Linked DNA regions of Homo sapiens: region 1 is linked to region 2. A link is a loop called in an ENCODE intact Hi-C map of the cell type or tissue named here. Cell type or tissue: endothelial cell of umbilical vein. All regions are shown on one strand.

Region 1 (2,500 bases), 120 kb after region 2:
TTCACATCCACTGTCCTATTTAGAATATCAAGATAAATATTAATATTATTATTACTAACAATGATGATAATAGATCAATAATATTCCACTGCTATTACTACTAAGGACACACAGAATTGTAGTTAGAGTGGGCTACGCCGTAAGGTAGAGAACAGGTTCAAACCTTGGCTTTACCCCAAACCACCTATGTTATCCATTTTTAAAAATATAATTTTGGCCGGGCGTGGTGGCTCATGCCTGCAAACCCAGCACTTTAGGAGGCTGAGGCGGGCGGATTGCGAGGTCAGGAGATTGAGACCATCCTGGATAACACAGTGAAATCCTGTCTCTACTAAAAATACAAAAAATGAGCCAGGCGTGGTGGCAGGCGCCTGTAGTCCCAGCTACGAGGGAGGCTAAGGCAGGAGAATCGCTTGAACCCAGGAGGCGGAGGTTGCAGTGAGCCGAGATCACACCACTGCACTCCAGCCTGGGCGACAGAGCGAGACTCCATCTCAAAATAATAATTTTAATTTTACTTGCGATTATACATGTGCCCAAGTTTAATGAGGCAAAAATTTCATTTCAACAATGTGTAAAGTTGTAATCTCTGCCTTTAAAATGGGGAAGAATTAACATGCACAGTGCCTAGTATAACACACACTCAGTACATGGTCGCCATCGTAGTTATAATTCAATAAACATTTCCTCATGAATTCTCAGTGATCACCCACACTTATCTGTTGCTCATCTCTCCTGGCCATGATGTAATCAATACAACACCTTCAAACTATCAATTCTTTCAAACATCTGTTTTTTCCTCACATCTGTGATAGAAAAAGAGGAAGTGATGGGTGTTTGAGAGTTCATTTTTTTCTTCACTTGATAGGTGGGATAATATTTATAAGTGCCCAATGTGCAGACCCCTATGCACACCAACAAGAAGGAAGGCAATTCAGCACACAAGCAGAATAAACAGAAAGCTCAGACGCTAAACTCAAGGATGGCATTTCCAGGGAAGGGTTAAGTGCAATGCCTCCGTGTTTCACTCTGCCTGCTTTTCCACAATACTTTTTGGATGAGTAATTCCCAAGACGCATGGTGGGGAAATGCAGAATCCTCCTTCCACATCCCGCAGGGAAGGCTGCCAGCTGTCTACCCGCACACACACTCACGAGCTTCACCACACAACACGATGCAAAGCGCCAGCAACTGCTCCAGGAGGCCTAGGCTGGATCCTGCCAGCCACCAGGGGGCTGGGTTTCCAGGACATTAGACAGCCCCAGTCTACAACAGAGAACATAAAACTCTCCATCAAGTCAGGAAAAAGGTCTCGTGGGAACTGAGGTACTCTGGGAGAGTCTTAAAACTATTCACTGTCCTTGGTGTGGCTGAATGAAAGCAAAGCCAATGCCTCCAGATAATTCATAAACTAACCAGCTGTTCCTCCAGGTGTCACACACTGGCTTACCTTCTATGGTGGTTTCAGTCACTGAGACACTGCACAATTCAATGCTCTCAACTGCAAAGACCCCAAGACCTCCCGGGACCCAGGCTCTCTAAGGCACAGCAGGCAGGACAAGTCACGATGCTTAATTTGTGCAGGCTACAGCAATGCTTTACATATAAATAACAACTAGCATATGATCACCCCATTTCAAAGACAAGGACATTGAAGCTCAGAGTGTAAGTCACTTGCCTAAGATTACATGGCTAAAAAAGGGCAGAAACAACACACAAAAAATCCTAATATGAAAACTTGGGATCTAGTTCTTGGGTTGTGTAGTGGGTCATTAGTGTGTAGTGAAGAATTTTTTTTCTTTTTTGAGACGGAGTCTCACTCTGTCACCATGCTGTAGTGCAGTGGCGTGATCTCGGCTCACTGCAACCTCTGCCTCCTGGGTTCAAGCGATTCTCCTGCCTCAGCCTTCCAAGAAGCTGGGACTACAGGCGCATGCCACCATGCCCAGCTAATTTTTGTATTTTTAGTAGAGACAGGGTTTCACCATGTTGGCCAGGATGGTCTCGATCTCTTGACTTCGCGGTCTGCCCACCTCGGCCTCCCAAAGTGCTGGGATTACAGGTATGAGCCACCGCGCCTGACCATGAAGAATTTAACCTCACCCAAACTCAGGTCTGGCCTTTGCCCCCACCTGTGGGGAGGTGATCTCTCGGCCTCTGGAATGTCCTGCCTCACAGAAGTATGTTTATTGGCCACTGGATGGAGTAACAATGTGATTTATGATGGGGGCTTTGGGCCATGAGGTATACGTTCCAACCTCAGAGGAACTAATAATGAAAGATATTTGCCTGATCTCCAGGAGGGCCTAGGGACTAGAGGTCAGTCATGAGGACAGTAGCAATTGAGCTCCAATAAAAACTCTAGATGCTGAGGTTCGCGTGAGCTTCCCTGGTTGGTGATTCTTCACATCATGGCTGGGAGGAGGTAATGCTGTTCATCACTTCATGGGCAGAGGGCAACAGAAGCCCCATGTCTGGACCCCTCTAGACCTCTCCTATA
Region 2 (2,500 bases):
TATTTTTGTTTTTTTGAGACAGAGTCACTCTGTCACCCAGGCTGGAGTGCAGTGGCAGGATCTCAGCTTACTGCAACCTCCACCTCCCAGGTTCCAGTGATTCTCCTCCCTTAGTCTCCTGAGTAGCTGGGATTACAGTCACCCGCCACCACGCCTGGCTAATTTTTGTATTTTTAGTAAAGACAGTGTTTCACCATATTGGCCAGGCTAGTCTTGAACTCATGACCTCAAGTGCTCCATCCACCTCGGCTTCACACACTGCTGAGATTACAAGCCTGAGCCACCGTGCCCAGCCTGTTATCATCTTTGTTTCAAAGTTAAACTATAAACTGAGCTCCTCCCAAAGTTAGTTGATCCTCTGCCCAGGAATGAACAAGGACAGCTTGGAGGTTAGAAGCAACATGGAGTCGGTTAGGTCAGATCTCTTTCACTGTCATAATTGTCTGTTATAATTTTTGCAAAGCTGGTTTCAGGATGTGAAAATAGAAGGTCAAGGACAAAAATGAACAATACAACATTTCAACTCTAAAAGTAGAATTTTTTCACGTGTTTTTTAAGCAAATGGGGGTGGACCCCAAGGAGTCATGGTATTAGTTTTCAAAACAATTTGGCTTGAAATCAGCTAGAAATCACACGGGTTTGTTTTGTTTTGTTTTGTTTTGTTTTGAGATGGAGTCTTGCTCTGTCGCTAGGCTGGAGTGCAGTGGCATGATCTTGGCTCACTGCAACTTCCACCTCCCGCGTTTAAGCAATTCTCCTGCCTCAGCCTCCCAAGTAGCTGGGACTATAGGCGCCCGCCACAACGCCCAGCTAATTTTTTTTTTTTTTTTAAGTAGAGACAGGGTTTCACCATGTTGGCCAGGATGGTCTTGATCTCGTGGCCTGGTGATCCACCCAACTTGGCCTCCCAAAGTGCTGGGAGTACAGGCGTGAGCCACTGTGCCCGGCTGAAATTACATCTTTTAAAATTGACAAACTTATGATTAAAAATTTTTGATGTCGATTAAAAGTATGTAGAAGAATAAATAGTTTTATAAAATTTTGAAGGAATACTTGAACCAAAAATTTGAAGATGACAGTCTCATCTACCTAAGGCAGGGTTCCTCAGCCTTGGCACCACTGACGATTGGGTTATGTAATTCTTTGTTGTGGGGCGGTGCTGTGCACTGTGAACTGTTCAGCAGCATCCGTGGCTTCTATCAACCAGAAGCCACTATCGCCCCCCATCCCGTCCAGTCGTGACAACCGCAAATGTCTCTAGACATTACTAAATGTTCCCTGGAGGAGCAATAAAGAGTTGAAAAACACAGACCTGTGAGTAAAAATCTATGCCAAAAATGCTTTTCTTGTCTACTGGCCACGACTGTCTTCAAAGTCATAAATTGTCCAGAAAACACTGACAGTGACTCTGAAATACCCTCAACCCTATTGTCTATTTTCCTCCAAGCTTAACAGAAGTGGCCAGGAAAGGATGACTTATACCAAAACCAACTGGTATAAGTCAGCTGACTCATGCATGTTTCCTGCCTGCCCCTGATAAGCATGGAAGCGTGTGACCTCTGGTATAAACTGAAATGGAATTCAGTTCTCCCGAAGAATGGGAAACTTGAGTTTAGCACTACTCAGGGCTGTTTCTTGTCTACCTACTTTTTTTTTTTTTTTTTTTTTTTTTTTTTGAGACGGAGTCTCACTCTGCTGCCTAAGCTGGAGTACAGTGGTGCAACCTCGGCCCACTGCAACCTCCACCTCCCGGGTTCAAGTGATTCTCCTGCCTCAGCCTCCCAAGTAGCTGGGATTACAGGCGCGCAACACCGCGTCTGGCTAATTTTTGTATTTTTAGTAGAGACGGGGTTTCACCACGTTGGCCAGGCTGGTCTCGAACTCCTGACCTCAGGTGATCCACCTGCCTCAGCTTCCCAAAGTGTTGGGACTACAGGCGTGAGACACTGCGCCCGACCTCCAGATACCTTGTTTTTAATTCTTTTGAGTATATACGCAGAAGTGGAATTGCTGGATCATATGGTAATTCTGCTTTTAATTTTCTGAGGAACCTCCATCCCGTTTTCTACAGCAGCTACACTTTTCAGATTGTCTTTTCAGGCTTTCACACTTCTGAGGACCTAATGACTCCTCCCAGGGGGGCCTCCAACTCGACTCAGCTGTCCTGTGGCCCCCACCTAAAAGCGGGCTCAGCGCACAAGGACCGTTTTCCACACCTCTGTGACTGCATCCCCACCCAATCACCAGCACCCATTCCCCTGCCTGCCAAACTATTCTTGGAAAACCCTAGACTCTGAAATTTCAGGGAGACTGATTTCAGTAATAAAACTCGTCTCCCAGTCAGCCAGCTCTGCGTGAATTAAACTTTTTCTCTGGCAGTTCCCGTCTTGATAAATCTGCTCCATCTGGGCAGCAGGCAAGGAAAAACTCCTACCCTTCCCAGACTCTAGTATCCATTTGAGAGGTGACAGCTTGCTGGCAGCCCTCACGCGCTCTCGGC

Evidence for each region. Peaks named below come from ENCODE experiments on the same cell type or tissue, not always from the same donor. Only the 100,000 strongest peaks of a DNase experiment are listed, where the experiment ranks them.
Region 1: it touches region 2 in a loop (3-fold over the local background); 9 of 110 quality-filtered maps call a loop at or near these places.

What each region holds. Positions count from the first base shown.
Region 1 is chr6:16,337,997-16,340,496 of GRCh38, forward strand. The region is part of intron 6 of ATXN1 (ataxin 1); the gene reads right to left. Among named protein-coding and RNA genes, the nearest start is that of GMPR, 100 kb to the left of the region's middle. In endothelial cell of umbilical vein, a CTCF peak has its summit at 1,213 (motif pointing right); a DNase peak (open chromatin) is centred at 1,155; H3K27ac peaks cover 1,756 bases.
Region 2 is chr6:16,214,195-16,216,694 of GRCh38, forward strand. No RefSeq gene overlaps it. Among named protein-coding and RNA genes, the nearest start is that of GMPR, 23 kb to the right of the region's middle. RefSeq lists a silencer at 662-838 and a cis regulatory region at 1,063-1,749. In endothelial cell of umbilical vein, no CTCF peak of the experiment used is centred here; DNase peaks (open chromatin) are centred at 567 and 1,497; H3K27ac peaks cover 2,254 bases.